Regions from separate parts of the Homo sapiens genome. Here region 1 is linked to region 2. Evidence: read pairs that join two places in POLR2A ChIA-PET (ENCODE). Cell type or tissue: OCI-LY7. All regions are shown on one strand. Region 1 overlaps YWHAE (tyrosine 3-monooxygenase/tryptophan 5-monooxygenase activation protein epsilon). Region 2 has its middle 17 kb from the start of ABR-AS1.

Region 1 (5,000 bases), 150 kb after region 2:
GGTGAAGTATCGTAAATTGAAATGAAGTACTCAATTGTAAATTTTTTTTTTAAATTTCCAAATTAAGCTAAATTAAAAAAACAAAAATTGCCAAAACCTTAACCTACAAAATAAACTTTTTGGACAGTAGCCACCTGAGCTCTAAATAATTGTATCATTTATATTTCAAATCTAATACACTGGTGAATATGCGTATTGCAGCTTTTCCAAGACACGTATTAATCATGAAACATGTACTGACCTCGAAAATGTGGCCGCGCGCGGTAGCTCACACCTGTAATCCCAGCACTTTGGGAGGCCGAGGCAGGCGGATCACGAGGTCAGGAGATCGAGACCATCCTGGCTAACACGGTGAAACCCGGTCTCTACTAAAAATACAAAAAATTAGCCGGGCCTGGTGGCGGGCGCCTGTAGTCTCAGCTACTCTGGAGGCTGAGGCAGGACAATGGTGTGAACCCGGGAGGCGGAGCTTGCAGTGAGCCGAGGTTGCACCACTGCACTCCAGCCTGGGTGACAGAGAGAGACTCTGTCTCCAAAAAAAAAAAAAAAAAAAAAAGTTTAAATACTTTAAATGATCACTTTAGAATATATTAATAAGGGGGAATATAGTATTTCAAGAAAATAGTTTTAATGAAGAGCAAAAGGTAGTATGGCCTAATGAGACTCTTCAGTGACACAGATGAACTGAATTCTGTATTTGAATTATTAGCCATGCAGCTTTCAGCAAGTTCCTTAACTACTTCCCATTCAGCTTTTCCCATCTGCACAATGCAGGCTCACCTGATTATTATTGAGCGCTTACGTGTGAGATTCCAGACATTGCTTAGTAACGAGCACAGTGCCTGGTGCAAAGCTGGTACGCAATGTTAGCAAAACTATTATTATTTTTTTTTTGAGACAAGAATCTCGCTCTGTCGCTCAGGCTGGAGTGCAGTGCTGCGATCTCGGCTCACTGCAAGCTCCGCCTCCCGGGTTCACGCCATTCTCCGGCCTCAGCCTCCCGAGTAGCTGGGACTACAGGCGCCCGCCACCACACCCGGCTAATTTTTTGTATTTTTTAGTAGAGACGGGATTTCACCGTGTCAGCCAGGATGGTCTCGATCTCCTGACCTCGTGATCCGCCCACGTCGGCCTCCCAAAGTGCTGGGATTACAGGCGTGAGCCACCGCGCCCGGCCAATGTTAGCTAAATATTAACAGTATCTATTACAATCCTACGAACTCAAAGAAACAGGATAAAACAACACAGGGCTTGGTTTTCCTGATCCAGGTTGGATCTGGGAGCATTCCCATTTCCTCTCACAGTGCTCACAAAGGCTTCCTTTAATGACACACTCTAGGATTTCACCAGTTTTCCATGAACTATTACTTGTTACAATTTTCAAAAGAACACAGGGGTCACACCTTTATCCCGCTTTTTCAGCAAGCCTCACTCTCCTCTATTGTCCTAGGATCAGGAAGCAGCTAATTTGGGGTCTCATTTATAAGGCTCAAGGCATTTGTCTGGGACAGAAGCCAATTAATGTCTCCATTTATCCCACCAGTTTCCCCTTTCAGTGATGGAAGTTCATCCCCATCTTCCTATAGGACCGAAATTTAACTTTGCAGACGTGCTGTTCTGAGGACCCACCCGGAACAGAGCATGTACACAAACCCACTTACTGTCGCTTCTAACATTGTAGGAAGCCTTTGGGTTTTCCAAGGCAGCAAAGTACTGAGATTTGTAATTAAAAACACATATTAGCTACATTCAAGTTGTAACTAACTAAAAACTTCTACTTAAGTCGACTGATCCTCAAAGTAAGACTCAAATCAAAACCAGAAAAGTTTGGGGGCAATTCCCTTTCCAGCCCACAAATACAGGAACTGGGAGTGACACCGTCCTCACAGGGCTACGGCACCTTTCTGCAGCTTCCCTGGCTCCCTTTCAATTTTTTTTTTTTTTTTTTTTTTTTGAGACGGAGTTCTGCTCTTATTGCCCAGATTAGAGTGCAGTGGCGCGATCTTGGCTCACTGCAAGCTCCGCCTTCCAGTTTCCAGCGATTGTCCTGCCTCAGGCCTCCCAAGTCACTGGATGTTAATTACACCCAGCAAGGTCGCCCGCCACCACGCCTGGCTAATTTTTTTGTATTTTTAGTAGAGACAGGGTTTCCCCATGTTGTCCAGGCTGGTCTCTTAACTGCTGACCTCGTGATCCACCCACCACGGCCTCCGAAAGTGCTGGGATTACAGGCGTGAGCCACCGCACCCGGCCTTTCAATTTTTGATAAGGATCTTTCCTTTTTTTTTTTTTTGAGACAGTCTCACTCTGTCGCCCAGGCTGGAGTGCAGTAGCGTGATCTCGGCTCACTGCAACCTCTGCCTCCCGGGTTCAAGCGATTCTCCTGCCTCAGCCTCCCGAGTAGCTGGGAGTACAGGCGTGCGCCACCATGCCTGGCTAATTTTTTGTACTTTTAGTAGAGACGGAGTTTCACCGTGTTAGCCAGGATGGTCTCAATCTCCTGACCTCGTGATCCGCCCGCCTCGGCCTCTCAAATTGCAGGGATTACAGGTGTGAGCCACCGCACCCAGCCGAGTGGTTTCTTTAAACTCTGCAACAGACTTGACGAATTCCTTGGATTTTGACCTTTAAGTGTAGCAGGTGTGCTGGAAACAGAGCAAATCAACTTGAAAGCTTCTTGGAGGTTGCTCCAAACAGCAGCATATAATTATATTCAATGGTCTCCCTATCTCTCGGAAAAGCAACTCACAAAAACATGTTTATTCTCATTGCCAGCACTCACTAAACGCTACTAGGATATCGCTGATCTGTTCATTTCCTAAATCTCTGCTACTAACACTTTAAACCGAGAGTAAACTTGCAGTCTCAACATCCAATTTTAGAAGACAAGTGTGACGAGGAAGGATTTATCAACTGAAAAATGTTTACTGACACAGGGAATCTAGAAATGTACCTTCCAGATACATACAAATATTTAAGCAAAAACTGTTCCAAGGGTATTTCCTGCAGCACCTGCCCAAAAGGAGCAAACTGGTCTTAACAAAATCAGGTGTACATCAATGTTACGCAGTCAGAATGAGACACATCTGAATGCCTAACATAAAAAGATCTACAGTAACTAGGTATCTATACACATTGATGTATAAACTGTTTATGGAAAGAAGCTTCTTATACAGTGTTTCTGGAAAGGGAGACTGCTATCCTGCTGTCTATAATGTGTGTATGGATTACTAAGAAAGGATTGAGTAATTCTCCACTACTGCCACTAGCCTCTGGAGGAAGAGGGCACACAGTTTTTACCTCTAAGAATTATTATAAGACATTCAGCCTTATTTGGTTGTATGAAATACTATGCTAGAAAATGATCCATAATTACACCTTGTACTACTCATGTTGTACTTTAATGATTAAAATAAATACCATGTTGCTGCCTGGTCTGGAGGACAAGACACACCATCAACTGACTCAGTGTTCTTCACAACCAGACTACAGGCAATTTTTTTCCAAAACATACATCTTTGGGAAGCAAACAAATTATTTATGGAAGAAAAAAGGAGGAATGTTTCACATTCAGGCAAACATAATACTGTCAGTGTGTTTGGACTAGAGATTTTATTTTAGAAGTATAAAGGATGGAGGCGCGATATTTGGCATTTTTAATTTAGGTTTGTTTTATTTAAGTTTAATGTTAATTCCATGCTGTGTTTCAGTAAGAACAATACAGATTCTGTATCTGTGGCTCCAGTCAGATATCCAGTAGTACAAATTAGCTTCAAGTTACACATACTGAACAAAAGAGGTTGAGCGAGCGAAGGAGGGGAGGAGTGAGGGGAAGGAGGTAGGGGGAGGGGGAAGGAGAAGAAACAAAAGAATTGAACAGGCATGCAGGCTTTTCCATACCACCTTCAACGCTAACCTGCTTCAGTGGGAGAGTAAAGTAGGCAAGAATGAGCAGCCACGGATTGTTGAACTGTTACCAGCACCATGCTTTTCAGCAACATTTCAGCGGAGTTGGAAACATTTTTTACAGCAAAACCATTACAACGAAGTCCCTCCCCAAACCACCTTTAACCATCTCAAGCTAACACCCAATTACTTGCAAACACTGGTATAAAACACAGTTTAAACAATTAGAAAAATGAAAACTGATACCACTTATGCCTCTATAGTGTGATTAACCTCTCTCTTAGATGCTTGCATCACCTATAAGTCTAATGGCTTTCAAATGTAATTTCCATTTGCTAATGGTGATCTTGCCACATCTGGCACGGAGACGACACAGTAATGCTGAAAAAGCCTCTATGTAGTCCTGTTAGTGTCTTAAAGAACCTAAAAGCTGGGACCAGTAAAATCCACAGAAATTCACTCTTGCCTTTAAGAACTTTTGAAAACTGTTTAAAAAAAAAAAAAAAAAACCAACAGGGCAGGAACCTAAATTCTGAGACCAAATGTAAAAGTCAGATTTGGTGGTTCTCAGTGACAATGGGGAGTTTCCAAAGGGTGGGATGGGGAGGAGGGGGTGGTCAGAGATGGTTTCTCTTGTTGGCTTATGTCTCACTGATTTTCGTCTTCCACGTCCTGCAGCGCTTCTTTATTCTGCTCTTCACCTGTTAAAAAAGAAAAAAAGTCAATTATTTCGTATTGACTACATTAGGCTATGGCAGCCACAAACAAAGGTGTCATTCCAAGCATAAAGACTCTTCTACTTGCTACAATTGGTATTAAACGCAGGCAAAGGACTTCTATCATCCTTGACACCTGAGATGCCTAAGCCAAGAAGGGATTATGGTCCTGAAAGTATTTATTGGTCAACAGAATGAAAAAAACTGATGCGCAGTACAACTCAATGTTTTTACGCTAAATAAGCTCTTGACGTAGACAGCCAAGGAAACCATCTTACTAAAATGACATTCAAGCTTTCACATAAATCTTGGGTCAAAATACTCTTTCTCAATAACCTCACCTCTTCAAGAATCAAGAGTATTTTGCAAACTTTTTGC
Region 2 (5,000 bases):
ACTCTGTCTCAAAAAAAAAAAATTATTGGCCGGCGCGGTGGCTCACGCCTGTAATCCCAGAACTTTGGGAAGGCAAGTTGGGATTGTGGGGAGAGATCACTTGAGGTCAGGGATCACTTGAGGTCAGGAGTGCGAGACGAGCCTGGGCAACATGGCAAAACCCCATCTCTACTAAAAATACAAAAATTAGCCAGGCATGGTAGCAGGTGCCTGTAATCCCAGGTACTCAGGTGGCTGAGGCACGAGGATCGCTTGAACCAAGAAGGAGAAGGTTGCAGTGAGCCGAGATCACGACACTGCACTCCAGCCTGAGCAACAGAGCGAGATTCTGTCTCAAAAAAAAAAAAAAAAATAGGCAAGGTGCGGTGGCTCACGCCTATAATCCCGGCACTTTGGGAGGCCGAGGCAGGCGGATCACCTGAGGTCAGGAGTTCAAGACCAGCCTGGCCAACATGGCGAAACCCTCTTTCTACTACAAATACAAAAATTAGCTGGGCATGGTGGCACGTGCCTGTAATCCCAGCTACTCGGGAGGCTGAGGCAGGAGAATCACTTGAACCCAGGAGGTGGAGGTCACAGTGAGCTGACATCACACCACTGCACTCCAGCCTGGGTGACAAGAGTGAAAACTCTGGCCCAAAAAACAAATTAATTAATTAAATTTAATTTAGAAAAGATTTCTTAGCTAACTTCTCAGAGGAACATAGGACAAAACTGGGTATTAACTCTACATCCTGCCTCACCCACCCCCTCCCTAAATGTTGATGACTCTGTTGCCCTGGGCTTACCAAAGAGCAGCCACACACACAGAACTTTCTGAAAAATCCTGTCAGTGCTCTGAACAAGGCTCGAGTCCCTGGGAGAAGACGGCACCACAGGAAGCTACAGGAGATCCAACCTTCCTTTTTTTTTTTTTTTTGAGACGGAGTCTTGCTCTGTCGCCCAGGCTGGAGTGCAGTGGCGCGATCCTGGCTCACCGCAAGCTCCGCCTCCCGGGTTCATGCCATTCTCCTGCCTCAGCCTCCCGAGTAGCTGGGACTACAGGCGCCCACCACCGTGCCCGGCTAATTTTTTGTATTTTTAGTAGAGATGGGGTTTCACCGTGTTAGCCAGGATGGTCTCAATCTCCTGACCTCGTGATCCATCCGCCTCGGCCTCCCAAAGTGCTGGGATGACAGGCGTGAGCCACCGCACCCGGCCAAGATCCGCCTTCCTAAGGAAGGACCCTGTGCTGCTCAGAAACCTTCCCAAATGCTCCGGGAACCCCGGCTCCCCTGCAGTGCCTCCTGGACAGACGCATCCTGCAACGCTCCAGAGGGTATCGGATCTCGGGGGCATCTCTTTCTTCAAGGCAGCCCCCAGCCCTGCCTGGCCCAGGCTCGGATGAGCATTGCAAGGAGCACTTTAAGGAGAGTCACTCCTATTTCAGAGCCTCTGGGAAACAGGCCGTGATCTCCTGCTGTGGCGCAGGGAGGGTTTGGCTGGAGGCTCTGAGCTGGAGCCACCTCCACTTAATGCTGGAGTGAATGATTTCAAACCTCTGTCTCTGCGGGTTTGAAAAAAATTGGGCAGGGTCAGCCCCATGCCCCATTTTTGGTCTGAGAGGTTGGAGAGAGAAAGACACCATCCCTCTGGCTCCTGACCGGTCATTCTGAAGCCTTGAGCTCTAGGAGCCTCCTCGGATCTTAGCCACAGCTCTGATGAAACCTCACCCTAATCCCCTTCTCGTGGCCCACAGCCTTCTAGACACTCATTGCCCAAACCCCTGCATGAGTTATTTTCCCAGTTGCTGTTTCTGTCTGATTGTGAAAGATTCTTTCCTCCCAAAAGCCACATGCCTGTCACATGAGGGGAGTGCCAGACCACCAGCAGAGAGGGGGAGGGTGCTGGGAAGTCTTCTTTCCTGGACCCCAGGCTGGTCCCCTGAGTCTTGGGGAGTGGCTCCTGATTGCTCCCTATAGCCAACATCCCAGGGAGCTTGGGATCACACTGGAGGGAAGATCAGCGCTCACCCAAACCAGACCGTGACTTGGTTTTCCCCAGAGAGCAGTATCTATGGTGTCCCCACCTAAGACCTAACTGGAGCTGGGCTCCTCAGACCACTGGCTTTGGGGGCAAATACACCCTGCTGACTGTCAGATCAAAGCCATGCTGCAGGCAGCTGAGACAGGAACACTGCCGCTGCTGCTGCGCCCGGCTGGCCGCAGCCCCACGCTGTGGGTTAGTTCTTTGGGGGCCCTAAAGGAGAGCTGAGCTGTCGCCTTCTGGACATAAAGGAGCTGCTTTTGCAAAAGAGACTGTATCTGCCCCCTGCCACAACTAACCAGAAATGAGGAAGCTGCCACAGAGAAGCCTCCCAGTCTCTGGGGCTGCGGGTTCTGTCTGCTCCCCCTCCCAGAGGCCACACATGAGGCTGTACATGCAGGCAGGCCACATTTCCTTCCAGGCCCACAAACAACCTCGACTTCCTGCAAAGACCACTAACCCCAACGTCGGTACACGTGGCACGTTGCCCAAGGCCGAGCTGCTGCTGATTTTTAGTGTGACTTTCAGGACCAAAAAGGAAGAGGTTCTGTCTGGACAAGGAGAGCTTGGCCTGAGACACCAACAGACGGCAACTTCCCACCTGGCCTCTGCCTGATTCTGCAATCAAAGCTGCCTGGTTCCGGCCAGGCACAGTGGCTCAAACCTATAATCCCAGCACTTTGGGAGGCTGAGGCGGGTGGATCACCTGAGATCAGGAGTTCGAGACCAGCCTGGCCTCATGGTGAAACCCCATCTCTACTAAAAATACAATATTAACCAGGCGTGGCGGTGTACACCTGTGATCCCAGCTACTTGGTTTTTTGTTTTTGTTTTTGAGATGGAGTCTCGCTCTGTTGCCCAGGCTGGAGTGTAGTGATGCCATCTCGGCTCACTGCAAGCTCCGCCTCCCGGGTTCACGCCATTCTCCTGCCTCAGCCTCTCCAGTACCTGGGACTACAGTTGCCCACCACCACACCTGGCAAATTTTTTTTTTTTTAATAGAGGTGGGTTTCACCGTGTTAGCCAGGATGGTTATGATCTCCTGAACTTGGGATCCGCCCGCCTCAGCCTCCCAAAGTGCTGGGATTACAGGCGTGAGCTACCGCGCCTGGCCAATCCCAGCTACTTGGGAGGCTGAGGTAGAAGAATCGTTTGAACCTGGGAGGCAGAGGTTGCAGTGAGCCGAGACGGTGCCATTGCACTCCAGCCTGGGCAACAGAGCGGGACTCTGACTCGAAAAAAAAAAAAAGAGGTGCCTGGTTCCAAGGACGAGGCCCTATCTCCTCCCAGACCTTCATTCCTCTGAGGGGGCCGGGGAAGGTGTGAAAACTTTGCTCGGGAGTGGTCAGGGTCACGAATGCCTGGTTCTGGAAAACAAAACCTCTCTCTGGCTCTGCAGGTGCCAGGGAAGACTGGGGGAAACAGAGGCAGTGAGCCAGGGCCCGGCTAGGAAGATCACCCGGGCTGCTGGCTCAGAAGCCACGCTGCAATTAACACACTGGCAGGGGCTCATCTGTACCCATGTCATAGACCACCAAGAGGCCACACGGAAGGTACAAAACATACAGGCTGTTGGGGTTTTTGTTTTCTGGTTTTTTTGAAACAGGATCTTGCTCTGTTCCCCAGCTGGAGTGCAGTGGTGCAATCACAGCTCACTGTAGCTGGTGGGATATTTTTGGGGGTGGAAGGGAGAGACGGACTCTCACCGCAGCCTCCCCCTCCCGGGTTCAAGCAATTCTCCTGCCTCAGCCTCCCAAGTAGCTAGGATTACAGACGCCCGCCACCACGCCCGGCTAATTTTTGCATTTTCAGTAGAGACAGGGTTTCACCATGTTGGCCAGGCTGACCTCAGTTGAACTCCTGACCTCAGGTGATCCACCCACCTCAGCTGCCCAAAGTGGTGGGATTACAGGTGTGAGCCACAGCACCTGGCCAATTTTTTAAAACTATAAGTTTATTCAGTTTTTTTTTTCTGTCATATAAGTCATAAAGCCAGAATTTTAAAAACTTTTAGACAATAAAAGAGTAAAATGTGACCCATAAAATACACCACCCCAATTAGCATTTTCCAGCTTTTTTTGTATGCATATAATAGAGCTCTTTTTTCTTTTTTTTTTTATTATACTTTAAATTTTAGGGTACATGTGCACAACGTGCAGGTCTGTTACATATGTATACATGTGCCATGTTGGTGTGCTGCAACCATAGAGCTCTTTACAAAGTTTTATAGTTGGCCTTCTCTACCTGGCTGGAAGCCACACTATCCCTATCCAAGGGCACCCTCAGATTCAACCAACCACAGATCAAAAATATTTGGGAGGAAAACAATTAAAAAAAAACACCACAAAAATAAAAAATACAAATAATACAGCATAACAACCACATAGCATTTGCAATGTATTAGGTATTAAAAATAACCTAGAGATAAGTTAAAGTACACGGGGGTCGGGGGCAGGCATGGTGACTCACGCCTGTAATCCCAACACTTTCGGACGATCGCTTGAAGCCAGGAGTTCAAGACCAGCCTGGGCAACATAGCAAGACACTGTCTCCATTAAAAAAAATTTTTTTAAATAAAGTCTATGGGAGACGTGATTAGGTTACATGTAACTATTACAGCACCTTATATAAGAGACTTGGGCGTCCTGGGATTCTGGTATCTGCCAGGGGTCCTGGGGCCAATCCCCCATGAAAATGGAGGGACAGGTGTAATTGGAGTGGCTCTCCAGACTGTGCCCAGGAATTTCTCAGCCTGATCTTTGGCCAGTCCAGCTTCATTTTCTCCCCTCCTCCCGTTACATCAAGCAGAACAAGTTTCACCTAGATGAGCTATGACCTCACTTTATTCGGGGCCTCCGTGGTGCAGACACAAAGATGGATCCCCAGGTGGAAACCCGGGCACGTCATCCCGGTTTGTTCATGGTGCAAGATGTCTCCGGTTACTTCGGGGAGACAGGAACATGACCTGGGTTATC

What was found. ChIA-PET counts read pairs that join two places held together with the same protein. Peaks named below come from ENCODE experiments on the same cell type or tissue, not always from the same donor. Only the 100,000 strongest peaks of a DNase experiment are listed, where the experiment ranks them.
Region 1: POLR2A ChIA-PET joins it to region 2 with 8 read pairs; 2 of 35 experiments call an interaction of 5 or more read pairs at or near these places.

What each region holds. Positions count from the first base shown.
Region 1 is chr17:1,340,893-1,345,892 of GRCh38, forward strand. It overlaps YWHAE (tyrosine 3-monooxygenase/tryptophan 5-monooxygenase activation protein epsilon), which reads right to left. Exons shown (of 6, transcript NM_006761.5): 6 at 3,383-4,607. The coding sequence ends at 4,555. Among named protein-coding and RNA genes, the nearest start is that of YWHAE, 57 kb to the right of the region's middle. In OCI-LY7, no CTCF peak of the experiment used is centred here; no DNase peak of the experiment used is centred here.
Region 2 is chr17:1,195,794-1,200,793 of GRCh38, forward strand. It overlaps a transcript of ABR not described here. Among named protein-coding and RNA genes, the nearest start is that of ABR-AS1, 17 kb to the left of the region's middle. RefSeq lists enhancers at 2,188-2,237, 2,268-2,447, 2,558-2,697, 3,814-3,863 and a silencer at 2,493-2,693. In OCI-LY7, no CTCF peak of the experiment used is centred here; DNase peaks (open chromatin) are centred at 2,438, 2,828, 3,598, 4,898 and 1 weaker place; H3K4me3 peaks cover 3,654 bases; H3K27ac peaks cover 3,937 bases.